2 separate regions of the Mus musculus genome follow, and region 2 is linked to region 1. A link is a loop called in an ENCODE intact Hi-C map of the cell type or tissue named here. Cell type or tissue: left cerebral cortex. All regions are shown on one strand. Links, peaks and the distances in the headings refer to the core of each region. The heading gives the core; the rest is flanking DNA. Region 1 holds the start of Epdr1 (ependymin related protein 1 (zebrafish)). Region 2 overlaps Stard3nl (STARD3 N-terminal like).

Region 1 (9,157 bases), core at 519-8,518:
ATTTAGTCTATCTCTGTGGATTTGAGAATACTGGTCTCCATACCAGCTATAAAACTTGCTGAAATATAGTTTAGCATTTGAGTCTGTGTACCGAGTCAGTTCCCAAAGAGAGGATACTTGTGTGTGCTGCTCAATCAAGTGTCTGAGTTCAGAGGGGCTGTCAGTAAGACTCCTGCACATGGGAAATGAAATCCACCAGGACAATGATGGTGGGTGGTGAGAGAAGCACCTGGGACCCCTGACTACACACCTCCTCACTGCTCTATGAGGAGACAATGTAGCACGTGCTTTGTATATTTAACTTACAGAATCCTCACTATATGCTAATAAATGAGTTGCTATACGTATTTGCATTTTGTAAAAGAGGAAACTGAGTCTCAAAAAAAAAAAAACCCACAGTAATCTAGAAAAGCTCACTTTCAGAACCAGATTCTGAGTACATAGCCAAATGTCTTGAACAGTTAATGATGCTCTTTGGGTGAGAATGAACTCTTGGTCTTCTCCAGGTCACACTGCTTAGTTAGCATCAGCAGTGAACTCTGGTGTTCCAGCCCATGTTCCCCATGTCTACTGACCAACAGATAACCAGTGAACATGCTTCCTAAGGACACATCAAGAGTCGTGTCCCACCCTCACTCCAAGTAAAGAGAGTGATCCCTGTTCTATGCAGCCAGTACAGTTAGCTCCAGCTACCACTAGTGGCAACCTGCTTGACTCCTCTTTGTCCCTCCATACCCTGCGGCCTCTGATCACTTATATGTCACCACCTCTTTAACACTTCCCTAATGGAACCACCTGTGCAGCTTCCTCTCCATCTGAAGCAGCTACAGTACTCGGAGTGTTTGCTCCTACACTCATTGTGTCGCTCTAGTTTTTCTAAAGCTCTTGAGGATGAAATTTCAGCCATGCATCCAGTGATTTTTATGCCACCTAATAATGGCATTCCAACTGTTCAGGCTCCTTCAGCGTGACCTCTCAACACACTCTGCTTTTGTTCCTCATAGAGACTGGGCTGGTAGTCTCAGAATATGAGTCCTGCTTGTAAACTCCCAGATGACAACCTACTAAATCTGTGATACATACATATTTATGCCCCCAACAAAGTCTTTTCTGCATGTCACCCCTGGTAGATTCGCTTGGGTGTCTGAGGGCCACTAATTTGGGATATCACCTTCTCCAGGAAGCTCTGGCCATGTGTTCATCATGGGTATATTCATCGTAGGGATAATTAAATTATGAGATTCCACCTTCAGACTGTTATCCCCTGAAAATCAGGACCCACTCCACTGATAACTGACACAGTATCTGCCATGAGCAATAGCCTACTGAATGAGGATGGATGAATATGAACATAGTATATTATAGATGTCAGAATCCATGCAGCTTTCTTAACTTTCAGTTGTGCGATAGAAGGAAAGTTTATTAATTTCCCTAGGTCTTGGTGTTTCTATGTGAATAGAAATCATACAACCTAGTGTGTGATGTTATGAACCCTAAACAAAATTATATAAAACATGCCAAGTTTCAGCAATAGTATATCATATAACACACTCAAATAATGGATATTACTATATCCCTCAAGCCCCAATGAAAAACACTCATGTTCTTGAAAGTCTTTGCATACTCTGAGTCTTCCATAAAGACACTACTGTGACTTGCCTTCCAGGCTAATGTAAAGCTGTCCCTCTATATTCAAGGAGGGTTGGATCCAGTGCCTCTATGGATAACAAAATCCATGGATGCCCTTGTCCTTGATCTAAGAGTGACAAAAAACTGCATGCAGCTTACAAACACCCTTCCATATATGGGTTGTTCAGTATAACAAATATAATATAAATGTTATTCAAATAAGTTCTGTATTGTTTAACAAGCAATGACAAGAAAAATAGTATGGATGTGCTTAGTACATGCAATATGATTTCACATATTTTCTATCCATGGTTTGTTGAATCCTCAAAAGCAGAAAAAAAATCCAAGAGTACAGTGAGTCTCCTGCATTTGGTAATGGGTGGTCTCACACTCTGATTAGGTGGTTCAGAAAGTTGTCTTTCCCCTACTTTAATCAAGAAGCCCAACACTTCCAATGGTTTTTTGGTGAAACGGTGTTACCAAGCTTTGTTTTGTGCTGGGAGCTAGTGGTTCTTATTCATCACCAATCTTACCAGGACCATCGTATCTCCTCCTGGTGCAAATGCCATGAAGAGATGTCAGTGTGACTGCATGACACACACTGGACATTAGTGGAGGGCTGAGCCACCGAGACAGGTGGTGATCTTAAATTAGAAAGTAGGTCTTAAAGAGACCAGAAACAAGGTGACATTCTAAAAAAGTATGTCCTCTATCAACACAAAATGGAAAGCTAAATTGACTACCATTGGTTTGCTTGTGTGTGTGTATGTAAATGTGCACGCATTTGTGTTGAGCATGTGTGTGACAGATAGCATGCCCTCCCATTTTGCAATTTCTGTGGTCATTAAAAATAGGTTTTAAAAAAACCTAATAAACTGAGAAGAGAGAAGGATACGTAAAATTGGGATTTTAAGGTGGGAATGTATGTGCCCCAGCGTCTATTCTAAGGTGGCAGTATATGTATCTAACAGATGTTTTAAGGAGAAAGTATATGTGTTCTAATGGGAGTTTTAACTAGTTTTTCAAAAGAGAAAATCCTCAAGATGGAAACAAACATGGTCAGATTGTAATAGGGTAATGAGCTGGGAGGAGCTTTTAAAAATCATTTCCCATGCCTTTTACAGTGTTGTACTTAGAGCCACATGTCAGAAGAGAGAGAGTGAACCGACTCTAAGTTGTCCTCTGGCCTCCACACAGGCAACACACACACACACACACACACACACACACACACAGAGACACACACACACTGTGATTTAAAATGTTTTCATTGTAAACAAAAATTTTAGAGAATATTGTGTTTGTCCCTTCTACACAAAAAACACGCCCTAGACTGCAGGGGACTCCAGGTGCCAGAAGCCTGACTCAGCAGTTAAGACATGAGGCTAACTTGGACTTAGAATGCCTGGCTTTTCCATCTTGCCCTTGGAGAGTCCTTTCTTTGCCTGCCTCTACCTCAGTGGTCAGACCAAGCGGATCCCAAGGCCCCCTATAACTTAATTGGGGATCGGGAGGGGCCGGGAGCTGCTGGGGGTCTAGCTGGAGTAGCAAGCCCCCGCCCGAGCTGGCGTTCCCCTGGCCGCCGTCTTGCCCTTCCAAGCTGCCTACCTCTTGCAGGGGATCAGCGCTTTCCTCTCGTCCAGCACCCGCACGCGCTGGTTGAGACCATCGTAGGACACCAGGGCGCGGTTGTTGTGCCCGCTGCTCTGCTGGTACAGAACCTGGCGTCCCTCCCACTGCTGGGGTGCCTGGCATGGCTGTGGGGTTCCCAGGGAGCCCGCCATCCCCAGGCCGCACAGCACCCAGACCCAGAGGCTTCCCAGCAGCCAGGTCCCCCGAGGCCCCTGGACCAGGCGGCGGGGAGCGCGCGCGGGCATCGTGATCTGCCGCCCCAGGGTCAGCCGAGCTCCAGAGAGAGCCGAGGCCCTGCGTTGGACTAGTCGCGTGAGCCTTCTCTGCGCCCTGGCGAAAGGTGTGCTCCGGGACCCAGTTCAGGCCTCTCTCGATTTTCCGTTCCACAGGCTCCTGGCTTGGGGGCTCCGGACACCGGGACACCGGCCTGGGAAAGCCGCGTGAATCGCCCCAGCTCTTTCTGCTCTGGCGGAGGCTTACCAAAGCTTGTTTTTCCTGCTCTCTGCTGCCAACAGGAAACGCAGCGGCAGTGATGCCACTAGCATCCTAAAGGGCATCGCACTTAAAGGGTTTGGGATGGAAGGGGTAATTCTCTGAGAAGGGACTCCTTTCTCCAAGAACTGCAACCCCCCTCAAGGAGGACAGGAGCAGAGCAGAGGTGTGGCACATTCTCTGGCTGCTGTAATTTGTTTCTTGGTAAAATCGTGACTTTTTTTTTTTTTTTTTTTTTTTTACAAATTAAAAGTGTTACAATGGTCCCTTCCTGAAGAAATGACACTAAATTTCTGTGGTGTTCGTTGTGCAGTTTCCAATCTCAGGCCTGAGTCTCAATTCAGTGAGATTCCTCTCTCCTACACGTCAAAGCTTCAAGTCCAGAGGTTTGTGTTTTTAGAGGTTTACTTTAGTGTATGTGTGTGTGTGTGTGTGTGTGTGTGTGTGTGTTTAAGTAATGGTAGGATTAATAATAATATAGAAACAAGATGAGATGAGGCAATTTTTTAAAGACCCTTGCTTTACAATGTTATTTACATTTCCACTTAATACCTACTATGAAGAAGAGTGAGCCAAGAGGAAATGGTTTGGGGCATTTCTGAGTGAGGTCAAAAGAACTCCAGGATTGGAGCCCAAGCAAGTATCTGTAAGACAATCAGGAGCCTGATCATTTAGGGCCTTAAAAGCTGTTGAGTGTTTTGTTGTTGATATCGAGGACTGTGAGAGCCACAAGCCCACAAAAAGCCAGGGACAACCCTCATAAGCGATGTATATTAGAAAGCTCACTCGGCTAGCACAGGAAGAAAATGCAGTGTCAGACAGAGTGGCAGGGTATCAGGGCAGAAGCTGCTACACTACAAGCCAGCTGTAGAGTAGCTGAGTGACAGCAATGGGGATGGGTAGGGTGGAATGGAGCTTGAAATTACAAAGAAAGATTGAAGTTGGAGGCAGGGGGTTCTGATTTGGGTAAATGAGAGGAAGGAAGGAAAGAAGGAAAGAAGGAAGGAAGGAAGGAAGGAAGGAAGGAAGGAAGGAAGGAAGGAAGGAAGGAAGGAAAATTGTAGTTCAGCCAGTTAGCTTTGAGATGACTGGGGAATATCTAGGTAGAGACAACCAAAGACAGTTCTGCATGGCTTGAGCATGCAGTGCCCAAGTCTTAGATTCGGAAGCCACAGGCATAGAAAGGGTCACTGAAGAGAATTTGAGATGGATGGATGGATGGATGGATGATTCTTGCCACCCCCCTCCCAGGGATATTTGACAAGGAACTCTCCAACCTACGTTTCAAAAGTCCTGAGAATGAGGAAACTTGGAGTTGACGGGAGAGGGAAGACTGAGGTGAAAGCTAGGGTCAAAATCCTGAGAGCAGCAGGCATGTAGGAGGGGAGAAAGGAAGAATAGGGAGCCCAAATGGGAGTCACCCCAGAGAAGCACCCAACTAGAGGACAATGGCTTTAGTGCTAAAGCTGCAAGCCTTTTGGGAGGGCAGGAAGAGGAAGGACAATTGACAAGAATTTTCGGACAAGTCCCTCTGCTCTGTATAACATTATGAAAAACAGGGACAGACTGACTATCGGTGGGCCTGATAGGTAGAGTTCCACATTGAAGGTAGCTTCCTTAGGCTGAGTGTGAACTTGGAGTGAGCGCAACAATGAGCTCTACCCCTCTGTCCCAAATTCCTGTCTTAATAGTTTCCTTCTTTTAGTTCTTTTCTTGTTTTCATTTAGTGTTGGGAGGAACCTAGGGTCTCATCTATACTGGGTTGGAGAAAGAGGTGGGAAGTTTTTATCCCTCTGTCTGTCTCTGTCTCTGTCCTTCTGTCTTTCTATACCCCCTCTCTTCTCATTAGAAAGTTAATCTAATGATCTTTTTTGCTCAGTGTGTGTGGTGCGGGGAGGGGGGCGGTAGACTAGGTTTGGGATTTCACTACCAGAAAAGGCATGAGGTGCCTTTTGGCCACCCCCTTCTGCTTGATATTTTCCTATGGCATTTGGCATCTTTGGGACTTGAGACCTATTCAGTAGGAAAGCAGAATGCCTTTATGGATTGCTCGGGATGAATAGGTACTTTACACAGATCTAAATAGTATCTGATCTCATAGGATCATTAATGTCTTCATAGTGTTTGTCTCTATACCTTACACAATAAGGATGACAAATGCAGTTGTGGTTTTTTTGTTTGTTTGTTTTTTGCTGTTTTTGTTTTGCACAGCTGTTTTAATCCTCAGTCAGATTCACACCTAAGCTAACTTGTGGGCCTCAGCGTTGGAGGGAGAGGCAAAAGAACTTCCTTTAACCCAGGTTTCAAGCTCAACCATACCTTTAAAGATTAACACTCAGAGAACATGTTTTCTTATTGTCAACGATGAGAGCAAGTTTACATCGGAAGTCTTGCTTTCTGATTGGCAGGCATTTGGTGTAAACTTGCAACAGTAACAGCTCTTTTCTGTGAACCAGCATTGATTTTCATGTCTCTTTCTAAAGCAAAGAAGAGGAAAGTAAACATGCACGCTCGCTTTCCAAAGCTAGTGAGTTCTTAGTCAAGTAAAATAACGGGCAATTTAGCAAAGATCACGCTGGTGGATTGGGAAAATCTTTCAGCATGCAGCATCTCAAGTTATCTTTGTTTTCTTCTGTTTTCCAGTCATGTTGGGCTCAGAAATTAGTATTTTAGAGAAAGTAGCGAATAGAGAAACTCCTCCAACACAGAGATGCTCTTGCACCCCTGGGCAGTTCCAAGTTCCTGGAGCAGTCACAAACCAAATGCCTGGTAAAAATCTGAGCCAGAACTAAGTCTAGTGGCCACAAAACAACATCAGTAGCAACAATAGCAAACTCCGCACAACTCAGGGTGGTCTAGGGAAGGCTTATATAAACTGCCAGTGCTAGTTCCAACACCTACTGTGCTAGGCTTTCCCTGATCCACACTGCCCTCATAGCTGAGGCACCTCTCTCGCCCCCTATGGGAAAGGAAAAACAAGTGTTTCGAAATGAAAGGGCAACAACAGGGTCACGTTGCTCCAGTTGCTCCAACTCTGAACTTAGGGAAACTTTAAGGCCGACTTAGCAAAGTCTCCCCTGCACAGGCTTTTATCCAGAGTCCCAAATGGCTGAAAGCAAGATGCTCCTTTTCTTGATCTGAAGAAAAAAGACTAGCTGACGAAAAAAAGGATGGACTTTGGGGGGAAATGCAGAACTATGGCCCTTGGCTGTGGAGCGGCCGAGATGATGTCATCGCTTCTGCAGGAGAGGCTGGGGGTGGAGCAGCGGAGTGGGAGCCGGCTTTGCTCTCGCCGCTGCCAAGGCTGCTGAGCCCACGTCAGGGGACGCGTCTGGATAAATAGGGTTCCACAATGGCCGTGGCCCGCTGCGCTCCGAGCTGCGGGACTCGAGACTGGAGCTTCCCGCGGGGGTCGTTGCTCTGGAGGCTGAGTGCTGGCGCTGCCAGTGCCGGTGCGCCCAGGGGTGATCGACGGCCAACCCCCCAGAACTCCTCATCAGTGCAGACTGGAGCTCCAGCAGGAAAGCTCACTCCACTGCCCCTAGGTAAAGAGATAAGGAGGTCAACGGGGCTGGAAGAAAAGGGTCCTCCCAGCAGAGACTGCAGCCCAGGAGGACAGTGCCATGCTCCGCTCCATCCTGGTGGCGTTATGCCTGTGGCTGCGCCTGGCGCTGGGAGTTCGCGGAGCGCCCTGCGAAGCTGTGCGCATCCCCATGTGCAGGCACATGCCCTGGAACATCACCCGGATGCCCAACCACCTGCACCACAGCACTCAGGAGAACGCCATCCTGGCCATCGAACAGTATGAAGAGCTAGTGGACGTGAACTGCAGCTCTGTGCTGCGCTTCTTCCTTTGTGCCATGTACGCACCCATCTGTACCCTGGAGTTCCTGCACGATCCCATCAAGCCCTGCAAGTCTGTGTGCCAGCGCGCACGTGACGACTGCGAGCCCCTCATGAAGATGTATAACCACAGCTGGCCAGAGAGCCTGGCCTGCGATGAGCTGCCGGTCTATGACCGTGGAGTTTGTATCTCTCCAGAGGCAATAGTCACTGACCTTCCAGAAGGTAAGAGAAGAGGAGGTATCAAGGAGGCCAAGAGATTCTAGGGAACAAACACACTCGCATGAGAAGCAGATGGTGTCTGCTTAGAGCCCACCAGCTCCTGTCCCAGCCTTGGGGGAGGTGAAGGGCCCAGAAGTTTATCTCTCAGGGATTTCTCAGGGGAGAGAAACAGCTCCCTGAAGGACATGGAGAATAAGGTTGTTGGAGAATAACCCATTTAAGTGTCTAATATAAGGTAAATAAAGGAAACAATAGCTTAAGCAAAGAAAGCTGGTGCTTGAGACAGTCCCAGCACGTGGTGGCTAATATGTTCTCATTCCATGCTGACCGGGAGTTCTTTCTCGAAGAGCAATAATAGCTCCGGCTTCCCACCCGGCGGCGTAAAGTTTGTAAATGTAGTCGCCCTGGTTAAACTCCACTCTGTGCCTATGTTGTGGTCACTGAGCAGAGCCCTGTGGCATGTTGGTTAATCTGATCCTGTGTCACTTCCTCCGTTATTTTCTTTTATGCTGTTTTACTGTTACTGTTGGAAGGGACACTACGAATTCATTTCTTGAAATGAAACCTGAGAACATTATTGCATTATTTTATTGAGGCTTCCCCTAAGTCAGATCATCCTCTATTTAAAGAGGCTGCGCCTAGGATATGAGTTAAAGGGGGTGGGCGTGATTTATCAACCTTGCTTTAAACGGTTCTCTTATTTGGAATACTAGAAAAAAAGTTCACATTAGACAACTGCTTCAACTTTGTTAAGCCTGGAAGTTATGCTTAGTACTGTTGACAATGCAGCTGTGGGCTGTTCCTGCACTGCAGTGGGAGGTAGCAGCGTGGAAACAGGCTGGTGGTTCTAACAGAAGACTTGGAACAGCAGTGTCAGGGTGCTCAGGGAAGGGGCGAGGAGACTGCTCCAGGTTAGTGTCATGGATGTTCATTTGCATCAGATTCTGCTTGAGTCAGCAAATTCTTGACTCAAAGACTCTTTTCCTTAGGCCTGAGTTGTAGTGAGAAAGGTAGGTAACAATCACATTATTTTTACTACGGCAATACTGTGTTGGATGTTTGTATTGGCTCGTAGCCTCCAATGGTTCCTATTCCACGTGAATGAGGAGACCCAGGCATTGACTACATCCCTGAGGCCCTGTTTGTGTTTCAGATGTGAAGTGGATAGACATCACACCAGATATGATGGTGCAAGAAAGGTCCTTTGATGCTGACTGTAAACGTCTGAGCCCTGGTGAGTTCTGTCCTCGGGCTTCCTCTGCTCTGTGCGCAGAGTGATGTCCTTTCCCCACTGCCCATGGACTTTGTGTCTCTTTCAGATCGGTGCAAGTGCAAAAAG
Region 2 (8,000 bases), core at 1-8,000, 250 kb before region 1:
ACATCACCAACCTGCTGATAATCATCAGGAAACACTACAGCAGGTCAGAATACACGCGTACCAGTAAAGCAAGGTCTAGAAGAACCTAGAGCTGTAAAGGCCTGCATCAGACCCTAAGAAAGGACTGCAGGAAAGTAAGTAAAATAAATAAATAAATAAGTAAATAAGTAAAATAAGTGACGTTTTTACAAAGAAGGAAAAGATTATGCTAACTGCAATCCAAAGGGAGTCGGAGAAACCACTGGCTTGGCACTCTCAGCAAATGTCAAGTGGGTCAGTGGGGGAGTCACTGTTTTGATAACTGTTTCATAGACAAATGGACAGAGATAGCTGACATCAAAAGAATGTGCATGTAGTCTTGTGTTTCTTTTATATATGAAAAGTAATTAAAATATAGCATAATCCTAAAAAATGCAAAACCATCCAACCAAAAATACCCTAATTTTGATCGAAACTTCTAGATAAAATCCACAGGCAAATTTCTTTATGACCCAGAGTGAAGGTTGAGAGATCTTAGCTATGACTGCTAATAACTATCATCATCAGACTAGACTCATAAGCTACGCTTAATTGACATTAAGACACAACACCCAAGAAGCCCACAGGCAGGCACCACCTGAAGTGGGCTTCGAAGACTGACTGAGGTAACTGCAGAATCTCCTAGCTGCTGGAGTGCTGAGAGTATGAGTGTTGTGCTCAGTCCTAACGAGGGTATCTGCATCTCCTCCAAGGCTCAGAGACCACGCAGGACCGCGACAGGGAAGACGGTGCCAACCACTCACTATCTGATGGGCATGATCTGGATAGTCAATAATAAACTTGCAAAAGCTGTAGCTGCCTACACAAGACTGGGAAGATCAATAACTAATCATGAATGAGGTTTGAGTGGTCATGGGGGCCCTGCTTCTCCCCGGGGGGCGGGGGTTACTGAATCTGGTGGGCCTTGGGGGAGGGGTAGTGCAGTCATTGGTGGGTTCCCCAGGCTCCAGTCAACAGTGTCACCTATGCTCACAGGACTCTGGTTAAATCCAGTAGATAACAAACCAAACGAGAAGGCATGAGAATGAGGGGGCTCTGCAGAGAGGAGAAGGGGTTCACTAGAGTGGGAGGGGTGGGGTGGAGTGTGATCAGACTGTGTTATATAAATGTGTGGAGGGGCTGGTGAGATGGCTCAGTGGGTAAGAGCACCCGACTGCTCTTCCGAAGGTCCAGAGTTCAAATCCCAGCAACCACATGGTGGCTCACAACCACCCGTAATGAGATCTGACTCCCTCTTCTGGAGTGTCTGAAGACAGCTACAGTGTACTTACATATAATAAATAAATCTTTAAAAAAAAAAAATGTGTGGAATTATTACAGAACTTAATTGAAATGTGAAGTAAATATAAAGTGAAAAGACCTAAGAGATGTGGAGCGGGGATGTGGAAGAGATGTCAGCATGTAGAGACTTGTAAGTTAAAGACAGCGAGCACCTCTGTAGTTCTGTTAGCCTACCAAAAGCAGACGTGTACAACAGCAAGGACTTGTAAGGATAAAGCCAACATTCACGGCCTGAAGTATGTGCGGAGGAGAGGGCTTCGATGAGCAGCTTCCACTCATGAAAGTTAATAAATGTTCAAACACGTAAGTGGCTGTTCCTGGCTCAATTACTTATTAACAGCCCAAATTGCAGTCCAAAGTGCCAGCGACTGACAAGTGGTGCAGCGTCACACTGTGCAAAAACAGGCACTGATGCCTGCAGAAAGAGCAGCTGAATGCAGAAACCACATGGCATGACTGTTACTAGTGTATGTCCAGGGGACACGGCATCACGATAGGAAGCACAGCAATAGTGACCTCAGCATGACTGTACAGGCACAGGGGCTAAGTGCAACCATGCGCGAACAGTTTACTGTTATAAGACAACCTAAAAAACTAGCCAAAACTCAGTGGCAATTCCCCAAATGACCACTAGGTGGTAGACATCACAGATGAATTGTCACCCTGGAAAGCTTGATGGGGTAAAACTAGTTCATTTAACTATCATTCACAATAGATGTATTTATTTGTAGTATGTAAATTTATATACTTTCATAGAGCTTAAAACATACATTAATTAATAACCCCGGGAATGGGTTTTTAATGCTTTAAATATTCTCTACACAAAGGGTGACCACCTAATTGAGAACCCTTCTGAGGGATGAAGGAATGAGGCAAAGCAGGGGCATGACAGCTCTTGGAATCTTAGCACCTTTATTTTGACTTGCCCACAATAAGTTAGTATTATACAGTTTGAGGTACTCATCTATTCATCCACCTGTCCACTGGCCCGGGATCAAACCGAGGCCAGACAAGTGCTGCACTCAATACTACACATCTTCAGTCCCAAACTAGCCTGCATTTCAAACCAGACTCCCAGTGGGGGTAAAGAACTGCCCCACCTAAGCATGCCACTTAGTTCATTTCTGCTCAGTCAGCATCGTCACTGCAGCCACATGGGTAGCCCAGGCCTTCCTTCTCTGCAACTGGAAGCTTTGGGAACAAAGCGGGCTCTAGTTCCAGCCGCACCTCCACTGGGCTGTGATGATTTCTGTATTCCCATTCTAAATGCCGAGCTGTTCCTTCCTATGAGAAGAAGATAACATTTCTAGGTTCACGTCCTAGAATCTCCTTCTCTACTTAACCCACCGTTCCCGCAGACAGAAATCTACCATGAGTCAGGCATTAGTTTGGGTGCCGGGTCACAAGGCAAGCAAGGCAGCCCCCAGTCTTCTGACAGCACCAGTCTCTGCAGGCAGGCAGCATTGCTCCCTCCCTCTCAGCATTATGAGAGTCTGTGTGAGAAAATGGCTTGCCAGTTTTAAGCACATTACCTTCTGTAATAGTTTCATTTTTTTCCAAATTGAACATTCAGGTAACACAAATGTAACACAGGAAAGCAAGCTCTTTGAGAATCCACCTGTGTTTACCAATACTGATGCGTATCTTGTGTAAATAAAGCAGTGCCTACAGGAACGCTACCTACAGAATTGTCTCTGTTCTCTCTGGCTTCATAACCCAGTGGTAGTTCTCCAGAGGACCACTAGGTGGTGGCAGACATCACAGACTAAAGGCCCTTGCGGGTCCTGGGAAGCTTGACAGAGAAGAACCAGTTATTAGCCTGCTGAGCTGAGCTCCTTGTTAAGAAGACAAATTGATAATGAGAAATTGTATAAGCTAACAGTTACATTTTGAATTAGACTATAAGTTCCATTTTTTGAAACGAGCCCTATGACATAAAATATCTGAATCAAATAGTCACACGATGTTAAGTAGCAAAGCGCTTCACTTCAAACTGTACTTTTTATAGGTTTCAGACCGACACTAACATGTACGTGGGATTGTCCATGTCGTGCTGTTCTGGACCCCACATCAACAATCCACAATGTAAGCAGCCTTAAGTTCCTCCAGTGCAAGACCACTCACTGCACAGGGCTGCACCTTCACAGCCCTTTCCTCTATCTAATGCTGGGACTACAATGTAGCCTCTAATTCACCTTACATCCCAGAGGTAGAAACAGACCAAATAACTGCTACATATGGGGCAGGATGACAGGGCTGCAGAACAGGACCTAGAAGTCTAGGAGTACCCTAACCAAGACAGCAGGAGGGTGGCTGTGGAGAAGACTGGATGGAGGCTCTTGGAGCTTTAGCTAGAGCTACAATGTTCAGAACAGAAGCAATAAAATGCACAATGGCTTGAGGGCCTTGGAGCCCAGGTTTTCTGGAGACTAAGAAGGGAAAAGAAGACAGGGTAAGAGGTGGGACAGCGAGGGAGGAAGGCCAACAGAGGTGACCTGGGCCATGTCACTGAAGGTGTTGGGCAGAGAGCTGACCCGGCCACTCTGGTACTTCCACAGACACAGGAAGCTGTAAGCAGCAGCTGTGAGCAGACTCTCACACTGGAGCCAGCAGTGTGCCCGAGAACCAGCACTTACTGTGTGATGCTAGTGTACTTCTGCTCTGTGCCTGACTTTGTTTCTCTCTTGGTACAAAAAGCTCAGAGTGGTTTTAAGATGTGAATGAGCCCCAGTGCCCCCTTACTTGCCTGGTACCTGTAAAGTCCAAACAACTTAAAATATTTGATATACTGTATGAAAATAAATGCAAATAAAATCAAGTATTTTAGACATCTTTTTCTTCCTCACCCACTATAACATTTAACCACTTTGAAGTGTTCCATGCAGAGGCTCTAAGGTCCACATTATTGTGAAAACATTAACATCTACACACCCCCACTCTTCTACTGACTCTTGGGATCTGACCTCACACAAAGTCCTGCAATGGTTACTTTTTACATGGGTCTTTTTTTATCTCCCGCATTCTGTCCAAGGTTCACAGATGGTCATGGGTCAAGATCTAGCTCCTTTTTAAGGCTCTAATATGTTCCCCTGGGTGCATGTGTCACACTCTGTCACCTGTTGATAGCTACCGTACACAATGCTGCTAGGATTTCAGGGGCTCACTGTGTCTCAAGTTTGTTTTCTTTTCTCTTGGATAGACAGCCAGACAGCCAAGGCTTGAGTGATATCATAATTCTACACTGAATTTTGTTGGGAATACCAAGCTGTTTTCTACAGAAGCTGCACCATGTTGCCCTCTCAACTGCTGTACATGTGGGTTTGACCTCTTCCATGTACAAGGGATTTTAACAAGTAATTCATATGTTAACATGGTACAGTGGTTCCTCAGTATAGTTCTGTTTGTATTTTTCCCAAAGGTTACTGCTGTTGCCACGCTTTCCCATAGAACTGGCTCTCTGCACACCTTTGGGAATGCATAGTCCAGCCCTTGTATGTTTTGGTCAGGCCCATTGCTCCTGCCATCTGTCACCACTGGTCTCCTGGGAGACTCCCTTACTTAGTTTTACATCATGGCATGGTCAGGGCCTGCTAAACAGACTGGGAAATAGACAGGATATGAGACAGAAAAATGGAGGGGGCTTCAAAATGGACCAAGACACGAACAGTCAGCGATGGCTTACCTGCTTCAGACTCAGGAGGGGAGTAAAACTGACCATCAGAGAGCCCTGCAGGGATGAGAGCCGCCCTCTCGGACGCATCCTGAACGAGCAGGAGTCCTGGAGAGAAGAACCAGATGGTAAGATCCACATCACTGTCCTGGCAGCTGCCCAGCAAGACTAACTGTCATAAAAATCGCATTTCAATACAGCAAATAAACTGTCAGAAAAACAAGGTACTTTGAGAATCTTTCAACCATCAAATAAAGATTTCATTAATTAAACGACACACCAACCTTGTGAAGATTAAAGAAAGACAGAAAACAAATAGTTTAAATAATCCTTTCCAATTACGCCTGGGCTCAGTGTTCAGATCACTCTCCTGACGAGTCTCACTTCTCTACAAACATCAACACCAACTTCAAAACCAAACAAGATAAATGACAGAAACTCATACAAGGACGAACACCTTCTGTCCTTAAGGCTGCTTTGCTAAAATCAGTGTCAGTGTTAGGAACTGTGGTAGCAAGTCCCTGGCCACACACAGAAAACAGGTAAGTTTCCTTCGTGCCACTACAATGAAGGCAAATGATGCTTTACATTTCATAAAATATGGACTCATTCTTTGACATAAAAATTAGTTTAGTGTTAAAAAACAAACAAACAAAACCTTCACAAATAAAACTACCACACAACTAAATGAGCATAGCCACAGAGCAAGCACCCGCCCAGCCCTGAACGCTGTACCTCTCCATGAACATCTATACAGTTAGCATAACCATTCTGAAGCCATGGGGTCCACTTAGAGTTTTATACTGTCATTATCAATTATAATCGTATATGCTTATCTACCACAAAGAAAGGAAAAAAAAAAAACAGTTAAAACTAGAAAAGCAATTAGCTCCATATCCTCTCATGAGTCCTGTGTCCTGTACCTAATACTGCCTTTCCTGTTCTCCTTTCTACACGTGACACTGTACCCACAGGTACGTGTTTCTACACACATGCACAAGCATGCACGAGTGCACACACACACACACACACATTATATGTAATGTATATATTATAGTTAGGATCTACATATGGTAGAATGTTGGGAAGAAAATATGTTTTGGTTTTTTTTCTGATTCTAGGTGGCTTTGCCTTTGCCTTCTTTTTAAAAAAAGTAATGTTTATGTATTTGTGTATACATGCGTATCTGGGGTAAGCATGTGTCACGGTGTATAATCAGAAGACAACAGTGAGAGTTGGCTCTCTTTCCACCATGTGGGTTCTGGGAACAGCATTTAGGCTGTCAGCCTTGGCAGCAGGTCCTCTTACTCACTGAGCCACGTCTCCAGCCTTTCTGCTCACCTTTATTAGATATTGTGAACCTGGTTTAATCGCATAACTACTCCAACCTCAGTCAAGTGAACACTGCAGAGTGTGGAGTTTATTACAATAAAAAGTGGCCTCCCTACAGTAACGTGACAGGCCGCTTCTCAGCTTGAAGGAAGGACACAAGGGCAGAAGCATCTAGGATCACCGTTTAGTGTGCTCTGTAAATTCACTCTTGAATTACAGTTCTTTTGTTTGGTTTGCCTTCTCTGTTAAAAAACTTCTTCAAATCAAACTTCATGTAGAGTGATCCTTGGTCCTGTTGCTTTTAGAGCTATAATTATGCTTAATTTTCTATAAAACACAAGATTTTTTTCTTCTTGTTGGGGCAAATTGAGCCAGATGCTGGGAAAAGCTCCAGCAGGGGCGTGTCTAAAGCAGCATGCCCTTCTAAACCGAGTTAGGATGCCTTTCCCTCCTAGAAGGAGGGTGGCATTGTATCTCCACTAAAGGTCTCCTACAGAGAAGAACCCCAGGCCAGTAACCAACTTCATGGCTCCCGATGGACCATTTGGCCCTTCTCCCTAACGTCGGAGCACACTACATACCCATGAGGTTATGTCATAGCTCTGTCAGATCATTCAAGGGAGGACAACAGACTGCTGAGCCGGCCACTGAGCTCTCCTCTGGACCATCAGAGTCCCAGTGCCAGGCACTTAACTGCTCTATTTGTGACCCATCTTGAGCCTGCTATCTGTACAGCGAATTGGCAGATGTGTCTGCAGAGCTGCTGACTGCTTTAAAGCAGCTTCTTCCATTCACTTAGTGTTGGCTCCATATTCTCTGGCCTGAAAATACACAGTTCTGGTCTAGACGAATGCTTACAGACCTGGGAATTACAATGCGAGACGGTCAAACCGCCCAGGGAGAAGGAAGAGAGCCTACTTCTCTTTACGTTACGAATGTCCGTCTAACCAACGGCCATACCTTCTAAGGGACACATGGCCCAGCCAGAACGAGGAGCCACTCGAGTCCCTATGCACTCAGATGTCCACCCACTTCACCCTCAACTCTGACACAGCCACTGAAGAACATGTGCCTACCTGCCTCAGTTTGGTCCCTGAAACTTCTCTCACAGCAAAAAGCCACATCAGTTCCCAACAGTGTGATATGTGCAAGCCTGGCAGGCTGAATGTGCCAAAAAACAACTTACTGTTTTCTTCTTCTGCCTCTTGAGGTAACACTTTGAAATCCAGGAACCACGTCTCAATCCAGGCAAGGATGAATGAAATGATGGGCAATACATAGCCAAATGCCCCTTGAGAGAAAAGCTAGAGAACAGGAGGTGTTGAGGAAAAGCAGCCAGTACTCAGCTCACATGGGAGGGAAGGAGGACTTCCTCGGGGCACAGAGCAACAGCACAGGGAGGAGAGTCACACATACCTTTGAGAGGATCACTTTTGCTAATAGAAAGGCACTGGTCACTGCTGTTGTTAACTGCAAGACACATAATATAACACTCCTTAAACAGGGCACTCAGCACTGTGAGTGACCCCCACATCAAGAAAGCTGGGCCAAGAGCAGACTGTGCCCAGCCTGCTACTTTCCATAGTATTTGTGCTTTCCTGCATACCATTCCGGGCAAAATGGGGTTTCTGAGGCATGTAACCTAAGTGGCTATATACAACACTCCTCCCCCTAAGCT

The links. Peaks named below come from ENCODE experiments on the same cell type or tissue, not always from the same donor. Only the 100,000 strongest peaks of a DNase experiment are listed, where the experiment ranks them.
Region 2: it touches region 1 in a loop (2.9-fold over the local background); 22 of 42 quality-filtered maps call a loop at or near these places.

Annotation. Positions count from the first base shown.
Region 1 is chr13:19,616,057-19,625,213 of GRCm38, forward strand. It overlaps Epdr1 (ependymin related protein 1 (zebrafish)), which reads right to left and starts at 3,774. Exons shown (of 3, transcript NM_134065.4): 1 at 3,238-3,774. The coding sequence starts at 3,506. Sfrp4 (secreted frizzled-related protein 4) reads left to right here and starts at 7,119. Exons shown (of 6, transcript NM_016687.3): 1 at 7,119-7,821; 2 at 8,972-9,052; 3 at 9,138-9,157. The coding sequence starts at 7,377. In left cerebral cortex, for the core only: CTCF peaks have their summits at 3,788 and 6,697; DNase peaks (open chromatin) are centred at 2,253, 3,038, 3,372, 3,752 and 3 more places; H3K4me3 peaks cover 3,186 bases; H3K27ac peaks cover 1,418 bases.
Region 2 is chr13:19,362,742-19,370,741 of GRCm38, forward strand. It overlaps Stard3nl (STARD3 N-terminal like), which reads right to left. Exons shown (of 9, transcript NM_024270.3): 5 at 7,739-7,792; 6 at 7,509-7,626; 7 at 5,003-5,098. Among named protein-coding and RNA genes, the nearest start is that of Stard3nl, 29 kb to the right of the region's middle. In left cerebral cortex, for the core only: CTCF peaks have their summits at 1,941 (motif pointing right) and 3,053 (motif pointing right); DNase peaks (open chromatin) are centred at 1,937 and 3,058.